Linked DNA regions of Mus musculus: regions 2, 3 and 4 are each linked to region 1. A link is a loop called in an ENCODE intact Hi-C map of the cell type or tissue named here. Cell type or tissue: left cerebral cortex. All regions are shown on one strand. Region 1 overlaps Efcab2 (EF-hand calcium binding domain 2). Region 2 holds the start of Hnrnpu (heterogeneous nuclear ribonucleoprotein U). Region 3 overlaps Catspere2 (cation channel sperm associated auxiliary subunit epsilon 2). Region 4 holds the start of Cox20 (cytochrome c oxidase assembly protein 20).

Region 1 (5,000 bases):
TACAACACAACTTTCTTATGCATAGCTATACAAAATTGCAAATACAAGCAACAAAATTTAGTAGCACATTAATGCAAATTGTGTTTTTCCTAGAAATGTAAAAGTATTACTTTGCTGGACATTTACTTATGTAGCACATCATATTAGTATGCAGATAGTTAAGAGGCATTTGACAGAATTCAGCACATGTTGATAATTCTAAAGTCTCAATAAAGCAGTCACTAGAGAATGCTTCCTTAGCCCCAAGCTGAGGTTCTTCCTTAGAGAGGAGGCAAGTGCGCCATTTTGTTAAAGTTATGAACAAGATAAGGATATCTACATTAACCATTGTCAATTAATATTAACATAATTGGGCAAGCAGTGACATGGACATAAGTACTGGACATGATATGGTAGGAGGTAGAAAAGATAGGAGAAAGAAAAACTATTTGTAGGAAAGAAAACTAAATATCTAGAGAACCCAGAAGAACTGATAAGAAAACTATTGCAAAGAAAAATGAATTTTAGTAAAGTAGCAAGATTCTTATACAGAAGGCTGGTGACATGGTTCAACAGGGAGAAACACTTGTGTGTAGTAGCCCTGACAACCTGAGAGAAATCTTTGGGTCCCACAGAGTGGCCAGAGAGACCAGACCCCTGGGTTGTCTGTCTTCCAACCTCTTCCTCCTAGCTATGGCAGTATCTCCAGTTTTAGTCTTGCACTAATTTACATTCCCATCAATAGTCTGTTCGTCTCCCTCCCGTCCCCTCCCCTCCCCTCCCCTCCCCTCCCCTCCCCTCCCCTCCCCTCCCCTCCCCTCCCCTCCCCTCCCCTCCCCTCCCTTCCCCTTCCCTCCCCTCCCCTCCCCAGCATTTGTACTTTTCAGTGTTTTGTTAATTGCCATTCTGAGGGGTGAGGTGATATCTCATTGTGGTTTGGCTTTACAGTTCCCTAGTAAGCAGTGACACTGGACATATTTTCATGTTTGTCTGTCGACCATTTGTATATCTCATCTTAGAAAATGTCTGTTCAGATCATTAGCTTTTTTTTTAATCCAGAGACTTTTTAGTTGTTCAAACCCATCATATTTTCTAGATATTAATCCCTTTTCAGATACATCATTTACAAATATTTCCTCTATTCTATATTCGTCTCTTCATCTGTCGTCTCTTTCTTTGGTGCAGAAAGTCTCAGTTTGGCATAATTCCATTTGCCTATCACTGCTTTTGTTGGCTGTGCTTTTGAGATCTTAACTACCACCACCAATAACAGCAACAACAACAATGAAGACGCAAATTATTGCCTGTACTGGACTTGAAGTGTTTCAAAATCTTAGTATCTGCTAGCTCAAAATGTGAGTTTATCTGCAAGTCAGGTGTTTACAGAGATGATTGGATTTAAAACCGGTGCTGAGAGAGAGGCCTAATTGCTCTCTCTGGCTCTCTCACCCTGTGCATGCCAGGCAGGTGGCTTACCACTGGCTTATACCAGGAGAGATGCCAGGGTGTCTGTGTTCAGAGGGATGCCCCGTTAGGACATAGCAAGGGCTCTCTCTGCAAGTTAAGCTGGGAGGCTTTGGGGTGAAACCAGATTTCCAGCCCTCAGAGCCGTGAGAAAAGAAGTTGCTGACAGTGTTTATCTTCCATGCCCTACCCCCACACCGTGTGATACTTTCTCAAGGTAGCTTCAGCAAGCTAATACAGGCACAAAAGCAGCAATGATGATGCGGTTTCTTCAGAGCCCTTATCACTGACTAAAATTAGCTTGTGCTCAGTTATGTTTGTGCTCTGTTCCTCCCAGTAGTAAGCTCCAAGGCGAGAACAGGGGCTCGTCCTTCTCATCCCCACAGCAGTCACAGCACTGAGCAAAAGTAGCTGTGTCATTAACTTACTGATTCTGTCTCTGCAGTGTCCGGGTTTTTACAGAGCCAGCGCTCTTTTTGGGACTGTAACTTCTAGCACAGAGACTAAGAAGAAATAGCTTTGCAGCAAATAAGAGGCAGAAACTCCTTGTTCTTCTCTTTTACAGGCTCTTCAGTTGATTAGGAAGGCCTTTGAGGCCATTTTGGAACAGAAAATCTGCCCTTGTTTTAGATTTATTTTATTATTTGGTTTTAAAATAACTTGGATCTAGGAAAAATGCCCTCATAGGGGAAGAAGGCAGGGTCTTCGTTTTGTTCTCTACTCTTCTGTAAGTACCCGGCATAGCAGTCTTCAGTAAATGTTTGTTAAATGAATGGGAACCCATTTTCCAAAATTCTGCTTTGTTCTAGAAATTTCCAAATTGTGTTTTGCTTACTGATACTTAGTGTAACAGCAGTTATATTATAGAGGGTAAACGGTTTTGCACCTTTTGCCCCTCATAATTGCATCAGATGCCCTCTGTCTGTTCTCACTGGGGATGGGCGGGGTGGGGGGGTGGGGGGTGGTGGTGGTGGTGGTGGTGGTGGTGGTGTGTGCATCAGATGTCCCTGGTCTGTCCTCTCTGTTGTTTGTGACCTTGACTGCCCTTATGGATGACTCAGTCTAGCTCAGTGGCTCTGCTGCCACCCCGTGTCAGCAGTGGGGTACTACACCCACTGAATGTCCATCAGGAACCCATCCCATTCTTCTGTTGGGTTGCTCTTCATGACCTGTTTGTCTAAGTGACATTTCTTTCTGAATGGTATACATGAAGAAATAAATTCTTCTGTTTAAAAGCCTTTAGAGCTGGTTTGTATTTATCAATATAAGGAATCTATGCATTTGAATAAAATACATGAAAGTTTCCATATTTTAAAACATTTATATAAAATAGTTGTTTCATTTGTCAGTTTATTAAAAATCCCATAAACGATTTATAGAGAAGAAAATAATATTTTAAAAAGCTTTAAAAAATTTAAATAAGACTTTTGTTGATTTCTGCTTTATTTGCATAGTAGATTACTAAGTGAGTTGGTTCTAACCACTCTAGTCAATGGAGGAAATTAACTTGTCTACAGGCTCCTGCATCAGCTGTTTGAAATAGCAGTAGCCACAATATCAGTGACTGATGTGCAGAAGCCAGTTTAGAAAAGCGTTCTGAAACCATTGTTAAAAACTAGCTGATATTAAAATCATTTTAACTTGTTTTAAAGAGGTCAGGCAGTAGAGACGGCTCAGCAGTTAAGGGCACTCTTGCAGAGGACCTGGGTTTGGTTCCCAGCACTCGTGTTGGACCACACACCTACTGGACCAACACACATACTGAACCAATAAGTGAGCTCATGTTGAGCCCACACCCACCTGAACTCTAACTCAGGGAATCTAATTCCCTCAGCTGACCTCCTGTGTATCCACATGCATGGGACACAGTCATACACAGAGACACATAAAAATAAGTAAATAAATCTTTTATAAAAAATCAAACAAGCCAGGCATGGTGGCTCACACCTTTCATCCCAGCACTTAGGAGGCAGAGGCAAGCAGATATTTGCATTTGAGTTTGGGGTCAACCTGGTCTACAGAGTGAGTTACAGGACAGCCAGGGCTACATAGAGAAACCCTTCCTCAAAAAACAACAAACAAACAAATAACACCCCAGAGTTGCCTGTTTCTACAGCATTTGTTGTTTTTTTTTGGGGGGGGGGATAGGGCCTCACTATGTAATCCTGGCTGGCCTGAATCTCACTGTGTTGACTAGGCTGGTCTTGAACTCATGACAGTCCTCCTGTCTCCCTAGTGTTGGGATTACAGGTGTATGCTACCATACCTATCATAAGAAGTTTTAAATATTAGATAGGCACAATGATACATGTTTATAATCCTAACACATAGAAAGTTGAGACAGAGGATTGCTTTGAGTTCAGGGATAGCATAAAAAGACTCTTTCAAAATACAAATAAAATTTAAAAGTGCCTTAATGATTTTAATGATATTAAAAGGTTTGATTGGAGCAGTGAGATGGCTAAGTAGAAAAGTGCTTTTGTGACTGAGGACCTAGGTTTGGATTCTTAGCACCTAAATAGAAAGTTGGATGTGGCAGTGACTGTTGTAATTCCAGCACTGGGGAGGCAGAGACAAGAGACTCTCTGGGCTTACTGATAGCCAGGCTCGTCAACTGGTATGTTCCAGTTCAGTGAGAGACCCTATCTCAAAACTAAGGTAGAGAGCGAGAGGAAGATAGCTGGCATAGACCTCTGGCCTCTATGTTTATGTGCACTTACAAAAATAGGTTTACATTGTTGCTATTTTGTTTTTTGAGACCAGGTCTCATTATGTAGCCCTGACTATGACAAAACTTGCTATGTAGACTAGGTTGGCTTTGAATTTGTAGTAATCTTATATCTCAGCCTGCTGAGTGCTGAAATTATACGTATGGGCCACCATACCCAGCTCATTAAAAATAGGTTGAAGGAGCCAGGTGTAGTGGCACACACCTTTAATCTTAGCACTTGGGAGGCAGAGGCAGATAGATACAGATCTCTGTGAGTTCAAAGGCAGCCTGGTCTACGTAACTAAGCTCCAAGACAGCCAGATCTATAGCAAGACCCTGTCTTAAATCCTCTGTCCCCCAAAATAGGTTTAAGTGGGTTCTTAAAATAATTTTCAGGGTCAGCAAGATGGCTTAGTGGGTAAAGGTACTTGCTGCCAAGTACCATATTGATTACCCGAGTTCAATCCCCAGGACCCACACAGTGGACAGAAAGAACTGACTCCCATAAGTTGTCTTCTAACCTCCACATGTGGACAGTAGCACGCACTTCTAACCTGTACCCTTCCCACATCCCATTCAGCTCCCCAATAAATCAACAAAGAAGTGTAAGAAAAATTAAAAACAAAATAATTTTCAGTCAGTTTACTTGACCTAAAAATCTTACTTGTTGGAAATAGGCTCAGCCAACTTTTAATATTTATATCATTTTACCTATTGCTTTTATTTAGTAATTGATGTTTTTACTAATAAAATTTATTTTAAAATATACAACTCAGTTATATTAACATTTTTTAAGTTATCAAAAATAATTTATAATAGTTAAATGCCTCTTAAATATACATGCTAT
Region 2 (5,000 bases), 110 kb before region 1:
GAGGAGACTTGGCTCTGAAAGACAGAATTGTCTCCTGATAAAGCTTTCCCCACCTTGTATACAAAAAGAGCGGGCGACTGTTAAAACTGGGTGAGGAGCCTCTACCTGCTGTACTTGTTTTCTTCGATGTACTCAAAATACCCTCGGCCATGATCTTCTCGCGGTCTTTTAACGCCTCTCTTTTTATCTCCACCTTTCTGTTCTGTTTTGCCGTCTCCTATAACGACACAGAACACCGCCTTAAAGCATCAGGCCGAAAACTAAATAATGCAGTTAAGCACCTTTTGTGTTTCGAGCCTCAAGAGCTGTTACTGATTATTTTTTTCTGACTGATTCTTTGACTTTTTTAATCGACAAATGAAAATAAAAAAGTCTGGACTTGGACTGGACACAGTGACGCAGTCTGAAGACTGAACTTGCCAGCCTACCGCAACCTTCCAGAAAGCATTTTTTAAAAAGAGTTTAAAAAAAAAAAAAGCGGGACACCGCCCGGGCCCACGTGCGCCGGCCGCGCTCAAACGAGGGGGGGGGAAGCCTGGGCCCACCTCCCCTCCCCCACACGAGCCCGCGTGCCCCGCCGCCGCATTGTACTGAGCTTCCGCCCCGCTCCCCGCGCCTGCCGCCGGAAGTGACGTCACCACGAGCCCCTGCGCTCCTTGCACAATACCGCGGCGCTAAGCCGCCAAAGCCCGCCCGCTCCGGGACCTTCGGGCTTCTCCCCTCCCCCCACCGCCGACATGTGCCCGGACCGCGCGCACGCAGCGCCCCAGCGGCCGGCGCTCCCGCCCGGCCGGCCCCCCCACCGCGGCAGCTGCAGCGCTCCCCCCACCCCGGCGCCCGACATACATAATGGAGGCGCCGCCGGCATGGCGAGCAGAGCCTCCCGGGGCTCCCCCGCCCCCACCCTCCCGCGGCGCTCGCCCCGAGGGGCCCCGGCAGGCCTGGGGCACGGTCCCCACCGCCACGCGCACCCATCACGCAACACTCACCCGCCACCTTCCGCCTTCTTACCTCCCGCCTGCTGTTGGCCCTGCCTCGCCCCTGGCGGCGCCACCGTCACCGCGAAGAGCGAGGTGGGGCCGCTGCTCTTGCCCGCGGCCTCCTTGCCGGCACCACGCTGCTGGGAAGGCTGCTGCTGCGCCGCCGCTGCCGGCGGTTGGGACTGCTGCTCCCCGTGACCGTTCTCGTCGCCCGCGCCCTCCTCCTCGTCGCCGAGCTCGTCTTCCCCCTCCTGGAAGCCCTGGTCGTCGCCGTTCTCGTCTTCCGACGCTGCCTCCTCTTCCTCCATCGCGCCGGCGTCAGCCGCCCCCGCCGCCCCGTTCTCCTCGCCCAGCTCCATCTGGTCGCCGTCCAGAGCGGCGATGCCCTCCTCCTCCTCGTCGTCTTCGGCGCCAGCCGCGGCCTCCTGCTCTAGGCCCGCTCCCGAGCGCCCGGCCGCATCGCCACCTAGGTCGAGACTGCCGTTCCCGGGCTCCATGGCGGGGCGGCCTCCTGCCTCGTTGTCCAGCGCGGCCTGGAGTCGATCCATGAGATCGGCCTTGAGGCCCTTGTCGGAGAGGCGCCGCTTCTTGAGCTCCTCCTTCAGCTCCGACACCTTCAGCTTCTTGACATTAACAGGCGAAGAACTCATGTTGAGGGCCCCGGTTCCCCGCTGACTGCTGGCTCCCTCGGCCTGTGGCGGCGGCGGCTGCTGCTGGTCGGCCCGGGCGGCGGCTGCGGCTGGAGATGGCTGAGTGCTGCTGCAGAACGGACCCGCCTGGTGTCGAACGGCGCCAATTCCTTTCACCGAGTTCGCGAGGCAAGACGCGGAGACTCGCCCGGCGCGAGCGAGCACGCAACGTCCTCTCGCAGGGGCGGCGCCGCGCACGTAATATAGGCGCCCCGCCCCCTGCCGAGGCGAGGCCCGCTAGAGCGGCTGCGCGCGCAGGCCCCGCCCCGCCCCCACTGCGCGACCTCCGCGCTGGGCCGGACCGCGCAAATGGAGGCTCTTAGAAGCCACCTTTCGGTTAAACGGACCCGCCGCAGTGGCCGCCGGCCTTTCCGGCTCTTGAGCCGCCGCGCTCCACCGGCGCTCTGCCTTCTGTGTCCTGGCGGAGGCTCTCCTCCACCCGCCTTCAGTCCTCACCTGGCATTTTCCACTCGAGAACAACCTCCTTTCTTCCATCTTAGTTTAGTTTTTTGGTTTTCGGGTTGTTTTTTTTGTTGTTGTTTCTTGGGTTTTTTTTTTTTTGTTTTGGTTTTTGTTTTTTTTTTTGTCCCTCCGGCTCTAGGTTTAAAAAACTCTTCAAGTTTCCACCGCTGCCCTGTAGAACACCCATAGGCGATTGTTATGCAAAGGTGGTGTTTTGTTTAGTTTTTCCACCATTTAACTGCGTTTTTAAATTTTACAAGTCCTGCCTTGCCAGTCGGACTTATTTTAAGTTCCGCAAGGGCGAGGCCAGAGCCTTTCTTTTGTCTCTTCCCCAACCAGTGGTGCAAGGTTTGGGAAAGAGGCTTGCTGTACTCCACCATGCCTAACAGCCATATAGAGCGGGCCTTGTGTTGCTACTCACCGTATTTTCTATTGACCTTTGAGTAAGCCTTAGATTTTCATGGAAGTTCCCCTCGTTGTACTATAAAGATAGGCCTCTGTCCCCTGCAAATCTGATCCACCAGTTTGGAGACCCTTTAATTACAGATGAGGAAGACAGCCAGCACCCAGCTAGATTATGCACTTTGATCCTCTCCCTGTTTTTTCAGCCACTCTAAACATGTTTGTATACCTGCTGACTTGTCTACAAACTGGTAGTAACAAAAGGCTGGGATTTAGTAAAAAAAGAAAACACCTGTAGTTCTATTACTTGGCAGAGTGAGGCAGAAGTATCAAGAGTTAAAAGCTAGCCTGGGCTACTTAGTAAATTCCAGGCTTATCTGGGTTGAATACCAGACCCTATCTCAAAAAAGAAAAGAAAAAAAATTATGATTTGTTTTCTGGCATTAAATATGTTGTGTTCTTGAAACTTTTATATAGAATTTAATTTCTACACTGGGGCCTTCCTGTGTAGATTGCACCCAAGCTATGCTTGGTGGTACATGTGTATAATTTCAACACTTGGGAGATACAGGTAAGATGATCAAGAATTCAGTGTCAGCCAGGCAGGCAGTGGTGACACCCAAGTTTGGCTCCAGCGCTCAGGAAGCAGAGGCACCCCACCCACCCACCCCCATCCCCTCACCCCCACCCCCACCCTGTCTATGAAGCCAGTTCCAGGACAGCCAGAGCTACACAAAGAAACCCTGTCTCAAGCTAAGCAACTAAGCAACTCAGTCAATAAAATTCATTGTCATCCTTGGCTACAAAAGTTCAAAGCCAGTAGGAGATACCTGAGACCCTGTCTTTACAAAAACCAAGCACACCAAAATGTGAAACTATATATACTGGTGCACTGGTGCTCTGGCAGTAAAGCTGTGGTCCCTGTATTCCTCCTGTTCATCTGAAACTTAACGGTACAGAAATGAAACCTATCTGTCCAATATAATTTAACCAATTAATAAAATGATTTGTTTATTTGGTTTTTTTTTTTTTGAAGGGTCTCTGTGGCCAAGGCTGGCTGTCTATGCCTCCTATGCACTGGAATTAGAAGCATGCATTACTGCTCCCTGCTGCAACCATTTTTAAAAAGCATTATCCCTGGGGGGCTGGTCAGACATCTTAGCAGTTAAGAACACTAGCTGTTCTTCTAGAGGTCCTGAGTTCAATTCTCAGCAACCACATGGTGGCTCACAACCATCTGTAATGGGATCCGATACTCTCGTCTGGCATTCAGGTGTGCATGCAGATGAAATACTCATGCATTAAAAAAAAATTAATTTTTTTTTTTTTTGGTTTTTCGAGACAGGGTTTCTCTGTATAGTCCTGGCTGTTCTGGAACTCACTTTGTAGACCAGGCTGGCCTCGAACTCAGAAATCAGCCTGCCTCTGCCTCCCAAGTGCTGGGATAAGACTACTAGAGAAGCCCGCCAACTATAAACACTATCAAAAAGTGTTATCTGTCATATACCAGTTGATTGTGGTGTAGAAAAGCACAAGAGCTGGCCACCACAAGAGACAGCAGGAAGGACGTCACGCATGTATATAACCCCAGCCCTTGGGAGGTGGATCATAAGGTGAAGGCACTGTCAGATACATAGTGAGTTTAAGGCTAGTCTGGGTTACAGGAGGTCCTGTCTCAACGCTTCTCAAAGACTAGAGATGGCCAATAAAATAACCACTAGACACATATAGTTACCTAAATCTAGCCTAATGAAAGCAAAATGAAAATTCATTCTTCAGTCACACTAAGCACTTTTCAATATCCTTCACAGCCAGTCGCCTGTATAACATATTTCCTTCACAGACTTCTTTGGGACAACAGTTAGAGCAAGGATACAGCTATATATAGTCTAGCTGTGACTCAACACTTGATTTTAGCCAAAAGGCCAAGCAGCAATTAGATATGACTCAATTGCCAGGCTACATGGAAAATTGGCCCCAGGAATGGGGATAAAAGTATGTCAGATCCATTGATAGACAAATACGTGTATGTGTCTGCAGTTCCCAATCTGTGTAACAAGTATGAAGAAGAAACTTAAGGGTTTTTTGAAAAGTCATTTGGATTGTGTTTTTGCTTGTTTTTGTTTGTCATGTGTCACGTGTGACAAACACGTGAAGGAACGTTTTGTTAAAGTGGACACAGGTATGAAAGGCTAAGGCAAATTCTCGAAGGAACGTCAGGTGAAAGGATGTACTGCTAAAGCAACACGCGAAAGGACACGTGATGAAGGATTCTTTGCTAACGACACACATGCATTGTGTCCACCTTGCATTGCGTAGTTGAGCTGCATTTGTTGAGACTCCATAGAGAGAAACCGAGCCAAAAAACTTCTGGTGGTGTGCTGCAGTTTCTTGCCACTTCCTCGGACTTGGGCTGATTGGCAAAGTGATGTCAGCTGAGACAGGTGCACATGTTGAGGCAAGACCC
Region 3 (5,000 bases), 310 kb before region 1:
AAGCTGGGCTAGTTGGCCATCAGTGGAAAGAGAGGCCCATTGGACATGCAAACTTTATATGCCCCAGTACAGGGGAACGCCAGGGCCAAAAAGTGGGAGTGGGTGGGTAGGGGAGTGGGGGGGGAGGGTGTGGGGGACTTTTGGGATAGCATTGGAAATGTAATTGAAGAAAATACCTAATAAAAAATATTTTTTAAAAAAGGAGTATACCGAATATAAGAGGTAAATCATAAATATTTATAAAACTGATTAATAAAAGATCATTGTTAAGGCCACACACTGATCCCAGAGACTTTGATTTAGTAAATGAACTATCTAACAATCTCCAGTTGAAGAACCACCGTGTGCAGTGATGAAATGTTTATGCAAATGCAGGAGCAATGACCTACAACGACATTAATTTTTTTCATTTTTGTAGATTTAATAGGAGTGGATGTCAACGTCGAGATTTCTCTTATGTGATCGACAAGTAAGAAATACTCCTAATATAGTCAATTATATTGCCCCTAGTAGTTTATAATCAGCAAGTACTTAGTGTTTGTAACACTATTGGCATGCATATTTAAACACAGTTTCCAAATGTAAGAGAAAAGAAAAGCTGTAGAGATGACCAGTAAGTAACCTTGGCTGAAACACTTCTAAGACACACTTAGCATTATCCTCACTGTTTCAATTGGTTAAACGGACCAAGTATCATTTAGACTCAAATCTCTTATCTGTTCCTTCTGATTTAAGATAGCCAAATAAGAGTATTTGTTCCCACCTCTCTTCTCTACACGACTGTGTAATGAACCTAATTAGAATTTACATGTCCCCTGAGTTCACAGAGGAGAAGGATTCCATTATAGGAATAAATTAAATGTAGGGAATAACTGGGGTTTTAAAATACACTTGTCAGACCCAGAGAATCGGCTCAGTGGATAAAGTTCCAAACCTATGGAAATCCAAGCAGAGTAGCATCCATCTTAAATTCCAGTGTGCTGACAGGGAGAGGAATCAAGAGAATCTTGCAGACAAGCTGGACTGACATATGCAGTGACAAACAGCAATGTGGAAGGGATGGACCAACTCTAGAGGTTGTCCTTTGACCTGCATATGCATGCCACACACACACACATATACACACGCCACATTCACACAAATGTATAAACCCACAATCAACACCACCCTAAATAAATTATGCTTTTCGTTTTTATTTATTTTAATGTTTATTTATCTATTCTATGTACATGAGTGTCCTATCTGCATGTATATATGCATGGCAAAAGAGGGCATCGGGTCCCATTAGAGTTGGTTGTGAGCCACCATGCAGTTGCTGGGAACTGAACTCAGGATCTCTGGAAGAGCAGCCAGTGCTCTTAACTTCTGAGCCATCTCTCCAGCCTTTACTTTTTAAAATGGAAGGGAAGAATAAGCAGAAAATAACACATGTCTTTTTTTTTTTAAACAGGGAACTTCTGAGAGAAAGTCTATCTGACAATTTGGTAAGAAACCTATAAATGTGTCTGTGTGATAAGTGGACACAACAACTGAAGCATTTTTCTTTCTACAGAAAGTAAGGTACGACGTGGCAAAATATGGCTGCCCTCTCACCCTTGAATTGGGACAAATGTTTCAACCCATAGTAGAATTGTAAGTTCATACCCACTTGGGAAATTAGTTTGTGTGCTGCAAAAATGGCTTGGTTGTTAAGAGATCATTCTGTACTTACAGAGGACCTGAGTTCAGTCCCCAGCTCCTACACAGTGGCTCACAACCACCTACAATGCCAGGTCCAGGGAATCTGATGTCCTGATCTGGCCTCCTTGGGCTGGGAAGGGCTTGGCTTCTCTCAGGTGGGGAGGGCAAGAGTGGTAGCTTAGTGCTTCACTTTATTTTGCTGCCAGAGAGTTCCTACTGGGGTCCAGAAGGCTTCTGCTCTCATGCATTGCTGCTTGCCTTACTTCTGCAACCCACCCTGCTTGTAAGGTCTGTCAGGTGCCTATCTACCCACATCACTCATTGAAACCCTCTGTGCTATAGGCCTAATCCTCTCTGGTTTATACCTTCTAATTTTCCTGGGCACCAAGGCTCATCCTCCCCCTACTGAGACCTAGTTTTGTAGGTTTTTTTTTTTCCTTGTTTTATAACAAGGTCTTTGTTTCTCCAGAGTTAAAATAAATGCACAATAAATGGTAAAAGTCACATGTTCTTTCCCAATAAAGCTCTTTAATTCAGCTTATCAGCATTCAGCACCCATTTCCCAACAATTACCACATCAGATACTTCCCCCAAGTACTGGGCCAAGCACTAAGAATTTAAGGATTGAGGATGGGATGTCTGCCCTCAAAAGATGGACTAAGTAAATACAAAAGCTGATATGCCAAGTTGTCTTATAGACAAGAATGAAGTGGGTAGTAGGTATTGGGACACAAAAGGAAAGAATCCACCCTAGCTATGAGGGGTCCTGCTCCTGGCTCTGGAAGATATTCTGGAACCGTGTACTGGACCCTTAAAGGATGACGAACAAATACTTAGCTGGACCCAGAGGGAAGGTCAAAAGAGCCTGGATATCAGTGAATTTTATCGGAGAAGCCTTTCAATGAGAATGGAAGTTTGAGGACAAAAATGTATAAACGTACAGTGTTAGGTCGCATGTCATGTGAAGAGCACCAGCAGAAGAGGCTGGAAAGGTGATCAAGGGTCAAGACCATGCAAGGCTCCCATCTGTTCCCTTCCTTTAGGACGGTCATGACAGTGAGCATTTGCTTTAGCTGTAGCTCTCTGGATTTTAGGGGAAGACATCTAAGTAGGGAGACCTGATGGCAAAATACTATTCAGGAGGTGGGGAATGATTGAAAGGGTAACTTGGACCAAGAAGTACATCTCTGTTACAACTGTGTTACTGTAGTCAGAAAGAGTTGACAACTGATATGTGTGAGTGGTGAGGGAGACAATGAAGATGGATCAGTCAAAAGTCCACAGCACATCTATATATCTTCAAACATTTGAACCAGAAGCTCATAGCCACCATATGTCTTAGGATTCCTATTGCTATGAGGAAACGTCAGGACCAAAAGCAACTTGGTGGGGGTGGGGGATGAGGGGCGGGAAGAAGGTTGGTTCAGCTATAGTTTTTAGTACATCATCCAGCAATGTCAGGCAGGAACCTGGAGGCGGGAGCTGCCTGGTTTGCTTGATCTGCTTTGTTAAAAAACCCAGGATCGGCTTCCGGCGGCCGCCTACTGCGACCAGGGTGGTCTGCACTGTCACCCATGGATCAGCGCGGCGTCGGCGACGGCCTTTCGCTGAGCTGGCCCGGAGGCTGCGATCCCTGTGCGTGCAAGCCGAGGCCCCGCGGCCATGAACGGCAAAGAAGGACCAGGAGGGTTCAGGAAGATGAAACATAACGCCTTCCCACATAACCAAAGGAGAGAGGAGAAGGATGCCAGTTTGTCTTCGCCGGTGATGCTGGCCTTCAAATCACTTCAGCAGGAGCTGGACACCAGGCACGACAAATATGAGAGACTTGTGAAGCTAAGCCGGGATATTACTGTGGAAAGTAAGAGCACAATTTTTCTTCTCCATAGGATTACAAGTACTCCTGATATGGAGGGAGATACTGACTGAATCAGAAAGTAAGCTGGATGGTGTCAGACAGAAGATCCTGCAGGTAGCCCAAGACCTGTCGGGGGAAGACATGCACCAGTTCCATTGAGCCGTCACCACAGGACTGCAGGAATATGTGGAGGCTGTCTCTTTTCAACACTTCATCAAAACTCGTTCATTGATCAGTATGGAAGAGATTAACAAGCAGTTGGCATTTACAGCAGAAGACAGTGGGAAAGAGAGCAAGACTGCTCTAGGCATGAACCTGGTTCACAGACATACATGAACGCACAATATGCATACACATAAAATAATAAGGAAATCCACTGCAGCCTGACTAAGATGACTGCCTCCCGTGGACGGACAAGAGAAGCAGCTGGTTACATGGAGACTGAAGCTCACCCCTGTTGACTACCTGCTGGGCGTGGCCGACCTAACTGGAGAGTTGATGCGGATGTGTATTAACAGTGTGGGGAACGGGGACATCGACACCCCCTTTGAAGTGAGCCAGTTTTTACGCCAGGGCCAGGTTTATGATCGTTCATTGGCAACACTGGGGCCTATGAGGTCTCTAAGAAGCTATACACCTTGAAACAGAGCCTGGCCAAAGTGGAGAATGCTTGCTATGCCCTTAAAGTCCGGGGTTCCGAGATTCCTAAGCACATGCTGGCAGACGTGTTTTCAGTTAAAACAGACATGATTGATCAGGAAGAGAGCATTTCTTAAGCAGCCCCACTCTGCTAAGGAGCTCCTGGGCAACCAGTTGGTGAGACTGTTCTGAGTGTGCATCTGAGTTTATTGTGGCTTCTGTAGACGTTCCCAGTTGTACTAGTTTGAAGTTGTAAACAGCTGTATATAAGTTTGTCCACAGGGATGTTGTTTCTTACACTCACTCGCATTTGCATACAGTGTTTGTATATGTGCTTGCTCTATTGTTGTGTGAACATGCTTCCGATTGCACTTTCTGCCACACCTACTTTAGTTCACTTTGAACTTGGAGTGACATTTTGGGTGGAAGGAAGTCTCTTAAGTGGGTGATTCTGTCTATGGAGGGAAAAGTGTGGTGAAACTTCTAGAGTGAGCTTCCTCAGCAGTATCATGGCAGGCCTTTAACGTGGGCTCAGTACATGAAACAGCAGTTTAAATATGTTAAGTTATCAGTGTTTTCTAAGTGCAAGTTTTGGTGGTAGTATAATGAGAATTCACTTAAAATTCTGGTAAAGTTTAGGTCGTTTTGAATTCGTAGGAAGCAGTTCTGAAGAGTTGATGGATATCTGGATGTTCACTTTCCCACGTCAACTTCTCCTTTCTCACAGATGTGGAAAGGAAGGAGCTGACACTGGTCATCACTGGTGACGCTGAGTAACTGACTCTACACTCGTGTGTAGGTTGTGAGCAGCCAGGCCCTTTGT
Region 4 (5,000 bases), 130 kb before region 1:
AGCACACATGCCTGCAAATAAGTAAGTAAATAAACCCTTTTTTCAAAAGAACTGTGAGAGAATATATTGGCAGGTGTGACTCTACAGGAAAAGTTAAATATTTGATAACCGAAAATTCCATAAGCACGATTGCCAAAGCAACTGGATTAGAAGAAAACTGTTCTACAGAGTTAGAAAGAGAAGCTGTGAATTAAGAAAATAATCATAACTACTATTCATTTTTGTGGTATTGAGGATGCAACCCAAGACATCACTCATGCTAAGCAAGGCTCTACCTAGCACTAAGCAGCCCATTTTATTTAGGCACATGAAAGCTTACTGTTGAAGTTGAGTCTTATGAAAGGAATAAGTGGGGGTGGCGAAGCAGCTCAACAGCTTGTTGCCCAAAGACCTAGATTCAATTCCTACAGTCCACAGAGCAGAATTGTAGTAGGCTACAGAGCTATAGTTACAACAGCTCATCAAAATATTCTTTTTTTTTAAATGTTAGCATATAATTAACCTCCAGCATGGCTTTTAAGGCACCAGAACCCAGGCACCTCCAACAGCCTTAATCTTCTTTTCAGCTCTTCTGCTGAAGGATTTGGCCTTCTCGATGACAGGTTGCTTGGGGAGCTATCCGAGCCCAGAACTTTGTAGTAACTTGATCGAACATCAATGATGGGAGCAGCTCCAGTCTTATTTTTTGCTACATTGACCCGCATCTGCTCGCTGACCAACGTCCACAATTTATCTAGGTTGACAGTTGGGCAGGAGCTCTGGTGCCTCATACCAACTTTCCCAAAGTAACCTGGATGATATTTGTCAAGTTGATCCTGTGGTGATGCATGCCTCCAGCCTCCCCACAGCCTCCTGGGTGCTTGCAGCGGTGCTTACCTATGCTCACATGGCCACAGCTCACGTGACCCTGGAGTTTCCGGGTCTTCCTCAGTCTGGATGGCATGGCGTGGCAGAAAGGGAAAAGGGACAAAATATTCTTAAGAATACTTTTAAGTGCTAAATTATCTTGGATAAAACTGGTCTCTGGACTAGTCCCAAATTCCTGTATAATGGGGCTGTGAGCTAAATGTTACCTGCCTGACCATAAACTGTTACCTCTCTACTTCTGTAAGCAATACTCGATTTCTGTATATGTCACAATTGCATTTTTTCCCCCTTAAAAAATAAAAATCATGGGGCTGGTGAGATGGCTCAGTGGGTAAGAGCACCTGACTGCTCTTCCGAAGCTCTGGAGTTCAAATCCCAGCAACCACATGGTGGCTCACAACCATCCGTAATGAGATCTGACTCCCTCTTCTGGAGTGTCACAGTGTACTTACATATAATAAATAAATAAATCTTTAAAAAAATAATAAATAAAAATAAAAATCACGCCAGGCAGTGGTAGCACACGCCTTTAATCCCAGCACTTGGGAGGCAGAGACAGGCGGATTTCTGAGTTCAAGGCCAGCCTGCTCTACAGAGTGAGTTCCAGGACAGCCAGGGCTACACTAAGAAACCCTGTCTCAAAAAACCAAAAAAAAAAAAAAAAAAAAATTAAAAAAAAAAAATCAAGCCAACTGGAGTTCCACAATACTTCCCAATAATTCGCTTGGAGCAGTCCTGCCCAAGGTTAAATAAAGACTCCATTCAAGTTATTCAGGTCTTGGGCTGTTCTCTTCAGATACCCTATAACAGGACAGAAGGGCCCTTGCAAGTTATCTTCTCATCTCCACACCTAAACTGTAGAACACACCCACACACTTAAAGGTAATAAAAAGATTAAAGCACAAAGTAGCACTTGAAAGAGTACTCAATTATTCTGGTAATAGGGAAGTTTAAATTCTTCCATCAGATCCAGAAACTATCAAACATTACAAAAGGTGATTCTAAAAATCAGTGAGGAAAGTCACTCTCATGCTTATTCATGGGAATCACAAGGGCAACATTTTTGAGAGGACAACAGCAGGACCTAACAACGTGTCCAAGGCTTTTGAGCCAGCTTCCTCATCTTGAAATGTGTTCTACAGAAAATCTTTAGCGTGTGCTCAAAGATGTTTGCTGACGTTTTTTTGGGTTTGGATTAGTAGAAAAATGTGCAGCTTTCTAAAGAAACGTCATTCAGCAGCAAAAAGCTTAAGGGGACACTGTGCAGCCATTGAAGGGAGTAGACCTCCAGGTGCTTACAGACACACACACACAGGTCAAGAATAACCAAAGGTAGAAAACAGTGCCGCTGGTGCAGCAGGCCCACTTCGGTCATATCAGGTTAATGTAAAAAAGATGTTTATAGGAGATTGGAGGCTTTAGTTTTTACTCCATGTATCCATGTATTCTGGTAGGTTTTAAAATTTTTTTGTGCATATATTAACAGTTCTGGGTATCAAATCAAAAACAAGGCCTTGGGTACTCTTTACCCACTGAGCTATACCTTCAAACCCTCCATTGTTATTATCAGTTTTTTGTGAGACAGAGCCTCACTTTGTAGCTGGCCTTGAAGTCACAAGAAACCTACTCTTTCAACCAGAATGCTGGGCTTTTAGGTCAGAGCCAACACATCTGCATCTAATGTTATTTTAAATGACTCCAAAATGTATTTGCATAATAATTTTAATTAAGAGAAGGAAAACAGATTGGAAGAACACAACAGTTAACTCCTTTGTTAACTATAGTTCCTATGAGGGGGAAACCACACAACCACTCACCCCAATCCTTAGTTAAAAATTCTACAAGGCTGATTCTACTGTGACAGGAGAGACCTGGAATGCTGCAAGCCTGGAGCTAAATTATCTTAGGCTATCCTTGGCCTCCTTAATAGCCATTCATTGCCCACTTCTATGTATAGCTTAGCATCTATCCTTGTGACTGTCCTTCTGGAATGTATAAACAGAACACTAACTTCCACCAATCCCAAAGACTGAGAATGTCATCAGATGAAATCTAAGGCCAATAGCCAGAGACATTCCATAAACTGAAGTGTCTTATCTCTTTTGTTACCATATAAAACTCATAAGACTGTAACACTTTTATGTTGAATATGGTTTGGGGGCAGTTTGAATCCTGTCCTTGGGTCATGATCATTTACATTTTACTACAGAATAAACTCTATTCTCTTCAAAGTCGTTTTCTTTCATCCACACCTTCAGGGAGAAGGAGAAGGGTGAGCTTGTTACTTTTCATTATTAACTGTTAAAAGACAAAACTGAAAAATATTCTATTTTCGTTAAATTAAGAAACTTTATCGAATCCATGACATTTTTCAAACAAGTGAAATGGACTCCAACTCAGTATACTCTAGCAACGTCTCAGTCACAAGTAAAACGGTAACGCCATTTCCTCGGTATTTTTCCCGTTACGTCCTTTATACCGCAATTAGGAATGCAAAAGAATTCCTCTCTCCTTTATGGAATATTACAACCTTAAATATTACCTTCCAGACAAAAATTCAAAGCCTGGCTAGCCAAGAATTTCAGTAGAGTATCCCAAACTGTCAAGATAACAGTTCCTTTTCTAGTCCTAGTAATATTAGAGCATTATACACTTTGTAACTGTTCAGCTTCCTTAAAAACAAAAAACAACTTACTACGCATAAAGAGAAATATAAATCACTTTTACCCCCTGGGATTGGCGAAAAGCAGTTAATGAGCATGAAGAATAAGACAGTAAGCAGTCCGCATGGTAATTAAGATGAGACCCTCCCAGCTAACACTGACGGGCAAGTAGCGTGCAGCACGTTACATGAAAGGCGGCATGACTCTGCACAATGACAGGCCGGGACATTTTCCGGGGAAGGGCCGTTTGGAACGGAAGAGGCCAAATCGGGAAATAGGTAAACAAAGAAAGGCAAAAGGCCGGGGCCAGGACATTAACCCGAAAACGGAGTCGCCATCGCCTGCTGAACTGGCTGACACTTGGACCCAAACGACCCACGGTCTGGGTTTCTACCCGCTATGTCACCGTCGCGTCACCCACGGCCTCCCTCCCGAAGGAAGGCACTTGCCGCCTGACGCATGCCCCCTAGGTAGCGGCCGCCTCCATTTTGTCCTGAGTCTCCTCCACGCGAGCGGCGCGCTATTTTTAACCTAAATCTGCGGGCCGGAGGGGGAGGGGCGTGGGCCTGGCGGGCGCTGGAAGGCCGCCGCGAGGGACCGAGGCGGGGGTGCGGGAGGTTGTCAAGGTCACCAAAGCTAGGACAAAGGACAAGCTGGGAACGAGGCCCGCGGAAACAGCGCCAGGCGACTTCCGGCAGTGCGGGGGCCGTCAAACCCGGACTCCCGCCCTCTAAGAGGACAAAGCGGCGCGCGACGCGCGGCCCCGGCTCCGCCCTCAGCGCCCAGCACGGGGACGCGCACAACGGTTGAAATGGCGGTTAAGGCGGAGGAGGGGCTGAGGGAAGCGAGTTTCTCGGTGCTCCTTGACTCGGGCCACCCTGCCTGCGAGACAGGAACCGGTGGCGCTTCTCTAGGTTGCCACCACTCGCGTTCCTCATGGTCGGTTGCGGGTTGGAAAACAGTGTGGCCGGTTCCATGGAACAAAGGAGTGTGCCAGGGCGGGCTTCCGGACAGCCCCAGGAACGCTCCCTAAGATGGCCGCCGCCGCGCGGGGATGGGGTGGGCGGAGCCCGTGTTGCTCCCGTCGCGGGCCTGGGCGGGGCGATGGAGAGGACTGGTGCCCATGGCGGCCGCCCCGGAGCCCCACGAGACGGAGAAAAAGGTAATGTTCGCCATGGGGCAAGGGGGGGTGGGGGGAGGTGTGCAGTGCGCAGGCCGCGACCCGGTTTCCTAGACCCATCCCATAGCCGCGAGGTATATCAGCGATCTAGTCCTCATATCCCGGATATATCTAAATTGCCAGTTAAACTAGTGAAGAGCAGGCCTGCAGGGTCAGAAAACGGAGACTAATCCAAAACTAGCATTGGATTTGGTAGAAAGGGCTAATAAAGGGGAAATGAAAACTCTGGAGAGCTGGGCGTGATGGTGCATGCCAGTAATCTCCACTTTGAGGGCTGAGGCAGGGGTGAG

What was found. Peaks named below come from ENCODE experiments on the same cell type or tissue, not always from the same donor. Only the 100,000 strongest peaks of a DNase experiment are listed, where the experiment ranks them.
Region 2: a loop joins it to region 1, with 4 times the contacts of the local background. A loop is called at or near these places in 11 of 42 quality-filtered maps.
Region 3: it touches region 1 in a loop (4-fold over the local background); 35 of 42 quality-filtered maps call a loop at or near these places.
Region 4: a loop joins it to region 1, with 4 times the contacts of the local background. A loop is called at or near these places in 23 of 42 quality-filtered maps.

The regions. Positions count from the first base shown.
Region 1 is chr1:178,446,859-178,451,858 of GRCm38, forward strand. The region is part of intron 2 of Efcab2 (EF-hand calcium binding domain 2); the gene reads left to right. Among named protein-coding and RNA genes, the nearest start is that of Efcab2, 43 kb to the left of the region's middle. In left cerebral cortex, a CTCF peak has its summit at 2,563; DNase peaks (open chromatin) are centred at 1,700 and 2,526; H3K27ac peaks cover 983 bases.
Region 2 is chr1:178,335,942-178,340,941 of GRCm38, forward strand. It overlaps Hnrnpu (heterogeneous nuclear ribonucleoprotein U), which reads right to left and starts at 1,874. Exons shown (of 14, transcript NM_016805.3): 1 at 1,012-1,874; 2 at 106-217; 3 at 1-14. The coding sequence starts at 1,630. In left cerebral cortex, a CTCF peak has its summit at 1,962; DNase peaks (open chromatin) are centred at 13, 185, 656, 1,346 and 2 more places; H3K4me3 peaks cover 2,771 bases; H3K27ac peaks cover 2,803 bases.
Region 3 is chr1:178,139,959-178,144,958 of GRCm38, forward strand. It overlaps Catspere2 (cation channel sperm associated auxiliary subunit epsilon 2), which reads left to right. Exons shown (of 23, transcript NM_001368822.1): 16 at 419-469; 17 at 1,451-1,484; 18 at 1,553-1,632. It also overlaps the pseudogene Gm8010. Among named protein-coding and RNA genes, the nearest start is that of Desi2, 45 kb to the right of the region's middle. In left cerebral cortex, no CTCF peak of the experiment used is centred here; no DNase peak of the experiment used is centred here.
Region 4 is chr1:178,314,517-178,319,516 of GRCm38, forward strand. Cox20 (cytochrome c oxidase assembly protein 20) reads left to right here and starts at 4,637. Exons shown (of 4, transcript NM_025511.2): 1 at 4,637-4,692. The coding sequence starts at 4,654. LOC115487370 (a long non-coding RNA gene) reads right to left here and starts at 1,380. Exons shown (of 2, transcript XR_003948789.1): 1 at 877-1,380. In left cerebral cortex, no CTCF peak of the experiment used is centred here; DNase peaks (open chromatin) are centred at 2,759, 3,356, 3,776, 4,038 and 2 more places; H3K4me3 peaks cover 2,129 bases; H3K27ac peaks cover 2,476 bases.